Regions from separate parts of the Homo sapiens genome. Here regions 2 and 3 are each linked to region 1. Evidence: chromatin contacts called from ENCODE Hi-C or POLR2A ChIA-PET data. All regions are on one chromosome and are shown on one strand. The core of a region is the stretch at or near the end of the contact, and the rest is flanking DNA. Distances in the headings are between cores, read along the strand shown. Region 1 holds the start of CEP41 (centrosomal protein 41). Region 2 holds the start of KLF14 (KLF transcription factor 14). Region 3 holds the start of ZC3HC1 (zinc finger C3HC-type containing 1).

The links. Hi-C counts contacts between places; a loop is a spot of excess contacts on that map. ChIA-PET counts read pairs that join two places held with the same protein, here RNA polymerase II (POLR2A). Pooled maps may share reads with other maps.
Region 2: a map of B cell shows a loop between it and region 1 (13-fold over the local background). The contact joins the promoter of KLF14 here to the promoter of CEP41 in region 1. A Hi-C loop is called at or near these places in 1 of 168 maps with a recorded cell type or tissue (B cell) and 3 of 50 pooled maps. POLR2A ChIA-PET finds 5 or more read pairs at or near these places in 1 of 52 experiments (HEK293T).
Region 3: a loop to region 1 is called in a map with no recorded cell type, with 9 times the contacts of the local background. The contact joins the promoter of ZC3HC1 here to the promoter of CEP41 in region 1. A Hi-C loop is called at or near these places in 1 of 37 single-sample maps with no recorded cell type and 11 of 50 pooled maps. POLR2A ChIA-PET finds 5 or more read pairs at or near these places in 2 of 52 experiments (Caco-2 and HEK293T).

Annotation. Positions count from the first base shown.
Region 1 is chr7:130,439,215-130,443,023 of GRCh38, reverse strand. CEP41 (centrosomal protein 41) reads left to right here and starts at 2,008. Exons shown (of 11, transcript NM_018718.3): 1 at 2,008-2,090. The coding sequence starts at 2,058. LOC105375505 (a long non-coding RNA gene) reads right to left here and starts at 1,270. Exons shown (of 3, transcript XR_927973.3): 1 at 336-1,270; 2 at 135-254. RefSeq lists an enhancer at 1,568-2,322.
Region 2 is chr7:130,731,990-130,735,999 of GRCh38, reverse strand. KLF14 (KLF transcription factor 14) reads left to right here and starts at 1,793. Exons shown (of 1, transcript NM_138693.4): 1 at 1,793-4,010. The coding sequence starts at 1,967. The coding sequence ends at 2,938. It overlaps LOC105375508 (a long non-coding RNA gene), which reads right to left and starts at 1,736. Exons shown (of 4, transcript XR_927978.3): 1 at 1,618-1,736. RefSeq lists silencers at 1,980-2,059, 2,130-2,289 and an enhancer at 2,185-2,722.
Region 3 is chr7:130,049,101-130,053,168 of GRCh38, reverse strand. ZC3HC1 (zinc finger C3HC-type containing 1) reads left to right here and starts at 1,795. Exons shown (of 10, transcript NM_016478.5): 1 at 1,795-1,948; 2 at 4,025-4,068. The coding sequence starts at 1,803. RefSeq lists enhancers at 1,482-1,671, 1,732-2,041, 1,669-2,461.

The DNA.
Region 1 (3,809 bases), core at 759-3,258:
GAAGGAAAGGGGTGACTCTTTTAAAGGAGAGTCTCCTTGGACCACAACACCCCCCGCTCCCCACCCGCCGGCCAGAATCAGAATTGAGGGATTGGGGAGGGAACATGTATTTAAATTACCCCACCCAGACACACAGACACACAGTCAGTTGGATCCAAGAACCAGCCGGGTTCTATAATCTCTCTATAATGCTTCCTGTGCAGTCCAAATGTGACAACCACGATGACTAGTGAGGCAAGTAAACCAGATGTTCTCTGGAACAAAAGAGAGACAACCGTACAAAGAAGTGAGCCAAAACACTGAAGAATGGAAGTTGAATGGACTGTTGGACCTACTTGTACTTTCTGCTGTTTTGGCTTTTTGACTGTTGTTCTTTAACTTGATTAATGCATTATCGCCCATCTACTCAGTTCCTCAAGTTAGAGAAACTATAGCCATCTTTGATGAATTTCTATTCCTTGCACCCCTTACCTCTTCTCATGTATACTATTGATTTTACCTACACGTCTTTAAATCTCTCCTTTTCTGTCTTTCTCACCACCTCTGAGTGTAGTCCCCTATCATCTCCCTCTCTCCTTTCCCGTTATTCTATCCATAATCTCTATGGTTACCCACAAGGTGCACCAGGTAAGCATACATTCTAAATACTAATGAATCTAGAAGTTTCTGCTTGCTATGCAAAAGCTTCTAGATTAACATTCTTCCCTCTGCCTCCTTCCAATTTTTTGCAGCCTTCAAACCCTTCCTTAGCAGAGGAGTGAGAGACTGAGAATTTTAGAGGGGTTAAAGAACTGGCAAAGATTATGGAAATTAAGACAAAACTTAATAAACATGAAAGAGTGACATGAAAAGTCCAAGAAGCAGCTGTGGCCAGAATTCAAAATTCTGGTCAAGCAGCACTGACTGGCAACATGATCCAAGGTGTAGCCCTAAGGTTGGGTTGCTGAAGTGCCTAAGAGAACAAGGGCATGTGAGGCCATGTTGTTGAATGGGTCATCTCACAGACCCTGAAGTAGCTCAAATGTGTGCTATTATTCACTAACAGACAACTGGCGAGTATGAACTGCTCAGAGTAACCTTTCTCCATTCCTGGAAAAACAACTTAGAGCAAAGGACAAAGGGTTACTGTGTTGTTCCTTTCATGTAAAAGGAAATAATAATTTTGATGGATTTGGTGGGACATTTAGGAGCCAAGTCAAACTGTGTGTGTAATTGTTTTGTAAAGGTGCTAGGACTTCATTTTCAGATCCGGAATGGGAACAGGTGGTGGCTGGTGGCAGGAGTCACAATGGTTTCCATGACGACGGGATTGGGTCCTAGTCATCCTCCCATTCTCCACAAGACCTACTGCAGCTTTTCTCATAAGGTGCTTATTAAGTATTTGTTAAATGAACGATGAACCACAGAATAGCGCGTGTGCTTTGCAATTAAGGATGTCGCTCTATAGCTAGCCTAAAAGCTTTTAAAGCACCGATAATTACTGTATTTACCCATGTATTTTGCATAATTCGCATATTAACTTAACCAGAAAATAATAAACCATACTCTCCCATTTCTGCTGAACAACCCTGGCCCATATAATATTCCCTGTTGTGGAATCAGTAGCCCAGATGTTTGGTTGAAACGGCCATAAAACGGAGCTGGGGGATGGGGAGTCTTGTGTTGTATTTATGGTTCCACATTAGCTAAAACTCGTGTTTTGTCCCGGCTCTCAAGCCACTGCCCCCGCCCCCGGCTTTGCGCAGGCGCCAGCCTTCCCCTCCCCCCGCGCCTCTCTTCCCGCCCTAAGGCTGGAGCCGGCGAGCCCCAGCCCAGAGAACAAAAGGCCTCGCTAGCCGGCGTCCCGCGTTGCCCTTGGCAACCATTGAGCGGCGTCTTGCCCTTCTGCGACCCTGAGATGAGAGAGTAAACGGGGCCCCCATTGGCCGGCCGGGGAAGACGGGCCAATCGGAGAAGAGGGTATAGGGAGGCGGCTGAACAAGGTTGTGGGGGTAGGAAGCTAGGGTTAGAGGCAACCCGTGAGGCTAGAACCCCGAACGTGGTCGGTTGGAGAAAATATGTCCCTCCGGAGGCACATTGGGAACCCTGAGGTGAGGGCCAGGTCTCGGCCGGAGAGCCGGAGGGGGCGGGCGCACCGGAAAAGGCTCATGTGGGCAGGGAAGAGCAGCCAGCGACTTCCGCCGCCCGGAAGGCGGGAAGGGGCCGGCGTGAGGAGGGGTCGGGATGCAGGGGCGGGGCGGGCCGGGCTTGGGGGCCGCGGGGCAGCGTTCAGGACCCCGTTTTGAGGAGCGATCTCTCCCCGCGTACGCACGCCAGTACTTGTGACTGCGAGGAGCGAAGTACCCAAAGACACAGCCCTTGCCCTCAAATGGCTTACAGTCTCGGAGTGACAGTTACAAAACAGAAAAGACAAAGGAAGCGCTGCACACTAATGGCACGTGTTGAAAGCCAGCCAGCATCTCTGATTGTGGGGATACAGGAAGAGCAGGAGTAAGCTGACCAAACCTTTGGAAAACGGGCAAAATAGGACATTAGGCTTACCCCTCTCTCCATAGGACCCTTCAGTTTCTTCATCTGTTTCACCGCTAGTCCCCTGCTGCATTTGTGGCAGTTTCAACAAACGTTATTGGAAACTTCCACGGTGCAGTAGGTGCTAGACGTACAAAGAAGACAAGGCCTCTGCCCTTTAATAAATTGCGTATAGTGGACCAGGCGCGGTGGCTCAGCCTGTAATCCCAGCACTTTGGGAGGCCGAGGCGGGCGGATCACGAAGTCAGAAGTTTGAGACCAGCCTGGCCAACATGGCGAAACCCCGTCTCTACTAAAAATACAAAAATTAGCCGGGCGTGGTGGTGAGGCGCCTGTAATCCCAGCTACTCGGTAGGCTGAGGCAGGAGAATCGCTTGAACCCAGGAGATGGAGGTTCCAGTGAGCCGAGATCGTGCCATTGCACTCCAGCCTGGGTGATAAGAGCGACTCTGTCTCAAAAAAATAAAAATAAACAATAAATAAATTGCGTCTAGTGAAGGAGCCTGTGAACAGAATTTGAGTACAGTGTGGTCGGGGAGCAAGATGTTACGAGAAAATAGGTAGTACTCAACTGAGGGAGTGAGAGAAGGGTTGTGGAGATGGAAGGGGTGGCAAGGCCATTCATTAGCCAGGTGAAGCATCATCCCGGGTAGAACAGCCCAAGTGAAGGTAAGGAGTGTGTGAACTCAGAACAGGCCCCTGTAGGAGTCCAGGCTTTCTCTGCCTTGCTGAGGTTCTTAGCCTTTATCCCAAATAGGAGTTGTAACTGTTTCATCTCTTGGTGGCTGCCTGGTACTAGGCTGAGAAAGCTGTAAGGCTGAGTCTAAGCCCTGCAAGAGAGCCATGGTCAATTGGTAATGTCTAAATGCTGCATGATCTCACTTATACGTGGCATCTTAAAAAGTCCAGCTCATAGAAGTAGAGAATAAAATGGTGGTTACCAGAGCCTGGAGGGTGGGGGGAAGGAGGGCAGAAATGGGAAGATGTTGATCCAAGGGCACAAAGTTACAGTTAAACAGGAGGAATGGTTTTTGAGATCTCTGGCACAGCATGGTGACTATAGTTAATAATAATTACAGCAGACTCATAACCCCCAGTAGAAAATCCATGTACAACTTTTTACTCCCCTCCCCCCTGCAAAAAAACTTAACTACTAATAGCCTACTATTGACTGGAAGGCTTCCTGATAACAGAAACACTTGATTAACATATTTTGTATCTCATATGTATTATGTACTGAATTCTTAAAGTAAGCTGGAGGAAAGATTATTATTAAGAAA
Region 2 (4,010 bases), core at 544-3,043, 290 kb before region 1:
CTTAATAGATCTGAGGGAGATATAACAAAATGTTAACATATTCATTATATGAGACAGGTATATGGGTGCTTGTAATGTTCTCTCTGCATTTTAAATATCTTCACATTTTTTCTAAATAATAAAATTAAAACAGCTAGTAAATTATTCTATCTGATAGATTTTAATGTGTAGATTAACGAAGAGTTAATCGTCTAGAGGAACTTCAGAAAAATTAACTGTTTTGCAATGGAATCGCCTTAAAAATAATAACACTGACAATATTATTTAAAAACTGCTGAAATGAATAAAGTAGATTCTATAGGTGTCAACCTGGATAGCTGTCAAAATCATATTGAGGGAAAGAAGTTGCAAAATGATATGTATACTAGTGAACCATTTACTTAAAAATTTTAATAAATAAGCATGGAGATATACATATATTTACATGTATAATTAGGTAATACGGGTATCAAAACAAATGCAGATTAAATAGCCACTTTATAATACTAATTACCTAGAAAAGTGAAGAGGGAGAAAGGTGAATGGAACTGGGGAGGGAAACAAAGTGACATTCAACTCTATCTGTAATGTTTAATATAAATAAAAACATGAAACAACTATAACAAAAATTTCACATTTGATTACCCTAGGCAGTAAATACATGAACGTATGTTATTCTTGATACATACGTATTAATTTTCAAAAGAAAAAGTACTGAAGAACTACAAATAAAATGCACACAATTCACTCATATAAAAGCTTGTATACATCAAAAACTAAGATATGACTATTTTTAGAAATTATCCTGTTTGTTTTTCTATGTAGTTTTACATTTTTAAAAAGAAAAACGAGGGAAAAAATGAGAGCAATGAAGACACGTAAAAGAAACCGTACATGCATTTGATTATAAAAAAGGCAAACCTCCACAATCACAAAACACCATATGAGCATTCTATATCATGTGCTGCATTTCCTTACATTTAACTTTCGTCAAAAGCAAATTACAAGATAATGCCTAATTGGAAACGTGACTTTCTATTATTAAAATGGTGGGAGTCCATTTTAATGTGTTTATCTCGCCGCTAGACTATAATTTATATCTCAGCGTTTAAATTTGTTTGGATGCCAGTGACAGGTTAATGCAGTTTAAACATGCATTTTTCTTTCGTTGGCTGAATAGTTAAATCGTTACTCAAAGGATTTTAAGTTTCAATTTCAACCGGGAGAGGATTCTTTGCTTTTCCAAGGTTAAAACTGTTTCTGGTTCGAGATGCTATTAATTAATGGCTACGTAGCGGATCTATTTAGGGAACTGCTCCCGGCCCCGGGTTCACAGTTGACCTGCTCAATGAGAAAACTTTTTTTGCTACAGACTTGGGGATATTTGCAATTTAGTCTGAGAGCGGCGAACGGGGAGTGAAATGGAATTCGAGACCACTTCGCTAACAATCGCAATTATGAACCGAAAGACATGTCAGGTATTAGCAATTTTTTTCCTTAAAAAAAAAAAAAACTTTCTGGGACTCCGCGGGACACCCAGCTGGCGACGGACCAGCGGGCGGCGGGCTGCGGGGAGGGGGGGCGAGGCTGCTGCAACCCAGAAGTTCCGACTGGGGAGTTTCGCTCTGTTACCATTACCTGGCTCGCCGGCAGAAGAAAGAACGCGGAGACAAGATAATTTCTGAGGCTGTTAAACATGACTTAGCCGGGGGCCGCGCGTTCCGAGGGGGTGTCCTGCGGGCCGGGGCGGGTCTCTGCCGCCCCCGCGGGCTCCGGTGCGTCAGGGGCGCGTCAGGCGGGGCGGGCTCCGCGCGGGCGGCGGCGGCAGCGGCGGCTGCGGCGGCGGCGGCGGCAGCAGGCGGCAGGCGGCGAGCACCCGGCCTCCTGCTTCTCGCTCCGAGGCTGCGGGACGGACGCTCCCGGGAACTCCGTCGCCCGCGGCCGGCCGCGTTCGGACGGCGCTCGCCGGCGGCCGGGCGGTCCCAGCATGTCGGCCGCCGTGGCGTGCCTGGACTACTTCGCCGCCGAGTGCCTGGTGTCCATGTCCGCGGGCGCCGTGGTTCACCGCCGCCCGCCGGACCCCGAGGGCGCGGGTGGAGCCGCTGGCTCGGAGGTGGGTGCGGCGCCGCCGGAGTCCGCTCTGCCGGGTCCGGGGCCACCGGGGCCCGCGTCGGTCCCCCAGCTCCCGCAGGTCCCCGCCCCCAGCCCCGGCGCGGGCGGCGCCGCGCCCCACCTGCTGGCTGCAAGCGTCTGGGCGGACTTGCGCGGCAGCTCTGGCGAGGGCTCCTGGGAGAACTCGGGGGAAGCTCCACGCGCCTCGTCCGGCTTCTCCGACCCGATCCCGTGCTCCGTCCAGACCCCGTGCTCCGAGCTGGCTCCCGCCTCCGGCGCCGCGGCGGTCTGCGCTCCCGAGAGCTCCTCCGATGCGCCCGCCGTCCCAAGCGCGCCTGCTGCCCCGGGCGCACCAGCAGCCTCTGGTGGGTTCTCTGGAGGGGCCCTAGGGGCAGGCCCCGCCCCCGCCGCGGATCAGGCGCCCCGGAGGAGGTCTGTCACACCTGCTGCCAAGCGCCACCAATGCCCCTTCCCGGGCTGCACCAAAGCCTATTACAAGTCGTCGCACCTCAAGTCCCACCAGCGCACCCACACGGGTGAGCGCCCTTTCTCCTGCGACTGGCTCGACTGCGACAAGAAGTTTACGCGTTCCGACGAGCTGGCCCGCCACTACAGGACGCACACGGGCGAGAAGCGCTTCTCCTGCCCCCTCTGCCCCAAGCAGTTCTCCCGGAGCGACCACCTGACCAAGCATGCTCGCCGCCACCCAACCTATCATCCAGATATGATCGAGTACCGGGGACGTCGTCGAACTCCCCGCATCGACCCGCCACTCACCAGCGAGGTGGAAAGCTCCGCCTCCGGCTCCGGTCCCGGCCCGGCGCCCAGCTTCACCACCTGCCTGTAGGACAGTCATTGCTGTCAGTCTTACCCTCAAGGATGATCCCCCAGGCCGTTGTCCCTGCTTTCTCTCTGCCCATCCTTCTTTCCCAGAGTCATTACACCAAGGCACAGACTGGTTCCTCTGCTCTGAGGGTGGGTCCAGGCAGACATGTGGACTCTGGGGAGGTACTGGGGGCCGGAAAATAGCGGGAATTCTTGCAACGTGTATATCATCCTAAAAGTGGGGGTTGCCTCAAGACAGCCCCCAGGAACTGATAAGAAGGGATGAACTCCCGTACTCTCCAGAGTACTGAAGATTCTCCCCTCCCTGGAACCAGGGATGTGAAACTGGAATTCTCAGATGCCTGAGGAGCTCCCAGTCTCAAAGGACTCTGGTGTCTCACCCATCCACCAGGGCGGACCTTGGAGAGGGTGTCAGGGGTGGCAGTCTTGGAAATGTCCAGGACTGGGATGGTGAGAGGCCTTTGGAAACAGAAATGATTTCTATTTCTGTAAACAGCAATGTTTACTAATTTATTTTTAGCATCTTTTAAATAGGGATCCCAGGTTGATGGGAGGCTTATGCCCTCCAATCCCCCAATTGCCCCAGCTACCTCTGCTAGGAGAGGCCACATAAGCTCCATGTAGATGTGTGGCTGGGAGATACTTCTTGATGTCTGGGGTGTGAGTCTGTTTGCAGGTCCTGTTGCATGATTTGGAACCCTGCGCTTGCGTCGTAGCCCTTCTCCCCATTTGGATTCCTACTTGAGGATGGTAACTTCCTGGCTCACTCTCACGCTGAGATTGGTTAAACAATTTGAAAACTACCGTAAAGGCACCAGCAAGAAAAGGGTGGTCCAGACTAGTTCCCCCTTCACTCAGAGAGAAAACTCAAGCGACCTTAAGTTTGGGCGGGGCCCGAAACAAGACCGCTCATAACCATTGATAACTTTCAGGGAAATAGAGGCGTGTGGACACAGCTGCCCCACCTTATGTAATCTCAGGAGTGGTAGATTCTGTTAATTTCCTAATGGCTAACTAGGGGGTTATTTCCCTCAGAGTCTGCAGATTTTCGTTTCTGAAACAGGTGAGTTGGT
Region 3 (4,068 bases), core at 546-3,045, 390 kb after region 1:
TATTTTTTCATCTATTCCTCCACATGTTTTCCTGGATAACTTCAAAGCAAATTCCAAACATCATATCAATTCACCTATAAACACTTCAAGATGCATTTCTAATAAAGAAGGGCTTTTAAGAACCATAACTACAATGCCATTATTACATATAGTGAAATCAACAATGTTTCCTTCATATTAACTAAGTCTCAACCCATGTTCAAATTTTGCAAAGGGATGATGATAACAATTAGTAATGAATTTAAGCTGGCTAAGAAAAGAAGAAACAAGGGTGGTGGTGGAGTTAGGAAGAGCAGAAAGGTAATTGGATCAATAGGTTGCAGGTCCTGCTGCTGGGAACACTGATAGAGTTAGGAGCCCACAGGTAGGGTGCTGGAAGGGTAGGAGGTGATCCCACTTTCCTCTTTGCCCATTGTTTAGTCACATCAGTCTTCCAACCTGGGGTGTTGGAAGATTCTGTACAGATTTCTTCCCTTCAATCTCATCCGTCTCAGCTCCAGTACCTGATTTTTCTCAGGAGAATGTGCAAACTAAATTAGATTCTCCTATTATAACCTTGGTACATCCTTGGAGCACTTGTAATCATAATTTTAAAACTATAGGAAAATTTGACATCTAACTCCACCAAGATCTACAGCTTCTTTGCTCACGACTGTCATTGCTAGTGCCTAGAGACTATCAATAGGATGCTTTCGGCCGGGCGCGGTGGCTCATGCCTGTAATCCCAACACTTTGGGAGGCCGAGGCGGGCGGATCACCTGAGGTCAGGAGTTCAAGGCTAGCCTGACCAACATGGTGAAATCCCGTCCCTACTAAAAATACAAAAAAAAAAAAAAAAAATTGCTGGGCGTGTTGGCGAATGCCTGTAATCCCAGCTGCTCGGAAGGCTGACGTAGGAGAATCGCTTGAACCCGGGAGGCAGAGGTTGCAGTGAGCCGAGATCGCGCCATTGCACTGCAGCCTGAGCAACAAGAGCGAAACTCCATCTCAAAAAAAATAAATAGGACGTTTTCAATAAATATTTGTTGGACTAAGGAAGGAGTATCAATAGTGTCAAATGCCACAGACTTCTAAATCCATCCATAACACGGTTTCCAACAAGGATTCTAAATTATTTGCTCTCCAATGAGGGTCACCATTTCCTCGCTTGTAGAAAGGTGCAACTTAGGAGGGTCGTATGAGTTAATTTATTTTTATTTTTATTTTTTTTGAGTCGGAGTTTTGCTCTTGTCGCCCAGGCTGGAGTGCAGTGGCGCAATCTCGGCTCACTGCAACCTCCGCCTCCCGGGTTCAAGCGATTCTCCTACCTCAGCCTCCCTAGTAGCTGGGATTACAGGCGCCCGCCAGCAAGTCCAGCTAATTTTTGTATTTTTGGTAGAGATGGGGTTTCACCATGTTGGCCAGGCTGGTCTCGAACTCCTGACCTCAGGCGATCCGCCCACCTCGGCCTCCCAAACCGCTGGGATTACAGGCATGAGCCACGGCGCCCGGCCGTATTAGTTAATATTACTTGAAAATTAAGTTGAGCCCCTCATCCCTGCTGAATTTGGACTGACAGCGTTCTAAAAATCTCTTATCAACCTAAATATGCTAGTTGATAAAGGAAACGATTAATCAAGATTGTCCTAAACAGTACAGCCCTCCTTAAGCTCGCTCTAAGGTTCTAAAATGATGAGAAAAGGCGTGGGCCCCGCGGTTAGACTTTCCCAGCCAGGCTGCCTCAAGAGGCGGATATTAACCTCCCAGGACGGAAGTTCCGGAGCCTTCAAACTCTCGGGGAAGCAACTCGGCAGCGGACCAAGATGGCGGCGCCCTGTGAGGGACAAGCGTTTGCCGTAGGGGTTGAAAAGAATTGGGGTGCAGTAGTTCGCTCCCCAGAAGGGACCCCCCAGAAAATCCGGCAGCTGATAGATGAGGGGATTGCCCCGGAAGAGGGAGGCGTGGACGCGTGAGTTCACGAGTTAACCCTGGGTCCGGCGTTGGAAGATTGAAGAAGGCTTGGGGAAGGGGTGGCGGGTTGGGGGAGGTTCCCCTCGGTCGGCGACTCGGGCAGTGGGGATGGCTTCTTAGAATCTGAAAGAAACTCTGGTTACTATGTTTGATCGGCTTTGATCTTCCCCTCGGGGTGTACCAGATTCCCAACCGCAGCCGAAATTTTGTCATCGGACATTATTTTTGGAAGTAAAGAGGACCGTTAACTGAATGAGTTCACTTGACTTCTCTTAATTGGGGATTCTTAACCTTTTTTTGTGCCGTGGACCCCTTTGGCTCTCTGGAGAAGCTTATTAACTCTCAGAATATTTTTAAATGCTTAAAGTAAATTACATAGGATTATAAAGGAAACCAGTTAGATTGGAATGTAGTTATCAAGATGGTAAAAGGAAAAAGTTACGCAGTAACAATGCTTTTTATTAAAGAGTCCATAATATCTAGTAGTATGTGTTGTCAACCATAATTTTGAAGTAGTGATGAGCACAAAGGTATTTGAAGACATGCAACCACCATAATGTGGGAACATTATTTCCATTGGTGACAAATTAGCAGGTACTGCTAATACTACTATGGTGTTTTTACCTTCATTCATAATTGAAGAAAATGCTAAATCTTGTCATTTAGAGAGAAATAAATGTCATTTTTACCCATCCAAGTTTATGGATGCTGTGAATTTTTTTTGGCCTAGAACCACACCCGCTTGAGGCTCTCTATGAATCTCTGAGAGTCTTAGAGTAAGTTTATTTCTTTTGAGCTATAATCGTTGATGTAATCCTATTTTTATTAAAATAATGCCTGTCGCCGGGCGCGGTGGCTCACGCCTATAATCCCAGCACTTTGAGGAGGCTGAAGCGGGCAGATCACGAGGTCAGGAGATCAAGACCATCCTGGCTAACACGGTGAAACCCCATCTCTACTAAAAATACAAAAAATTAGCCGGGCGTGGTGGCCCGCGCCTGTAGTCCCAGCTACTCGGGAGGCTGAGGCAGGAGAATTGGTTGAACCTGGGAGGCGGAGGTTGCAGTGAGCCGAGATCGCGTCACTGCACTCCAGCCTGAGTGACAGAGTGAGACTCCGTCTCTAAATAAATAAATAAATGCTTGTCTTTCAGCAATTCCCCAGGCACTGTTGAAATGCCTTCCACTGAAAATGAGAGAATTGCTTTGCTGAGTTTTTTTCTCCCTGATTTTTTTTTCATGAAATCTCCCGAAGATCTTTGATTCGAATTTTCTAATTGGTTCTTTTTTTTTTGGAAGGAGTGGGTATGAAAGGTCCCTCCAGGTAGAAATATCAAAATTGTTTTTTCTGCTGTTAAGAGTCGAATTTCTGCCAGGCGCTGTGGCTCACGCCTGTAATCCCAGCACTTTGGGAGGCTGAGGTGGGCCAATCACAAAGTCAGGAGTTACAGACCAGCCTGACCAACATGGTGAAACCCCGTCTGTCCTAAAGATACAAAAAATTAGCCGGGCCCACGCCTGGTGGTACGCGCCTGTAATCCCAGCTACTGGGGAGGCCGAGGCAGGAGAATTGCTTGAACCTGGGAGGTGGAGGTTGCAGTGAGCCGAGATCGCACCGTTGCACTCCAGCCTGGGCAACAGAGCGAGACTCCATCTCAAAAAAAAAAAAAGTCGAATTTCTGAAGAGATTCAAATTGTATAATGCATACTTGAAGTCTTGAGTCTTATTTTCTGTCTACTAAAGTTATGCCAAATACTTGTGGAGAACAGTGAGTGAGTGAGGAGAATAGTTTGCTAGGATTAGTGGAGCCCTGTAGAGGTAGAAATTGAAGTTTAGATATGGGTAAACTGTAAAGAGTTTTGAATGCCAGACTGAAAAATTTGGATTTTATTTAGTAAGTATTATAAAACCATTGAAAATAATAAGCTGAGGAATGACATGAGTAAAATGATTTTTAGGAAGCTTAAAATCCAGCGTTGGTGTGATTTATGATACGATGTGTAGAGAAGCTAGATAACATTTAAGCAGAGGGTACTGTGAAAGGTTTACCAACAGTTTTGCCACTTTATATTAGGAAGGACACGTCTGCCACATCCCAGTCAGTTAATGGATCACCCC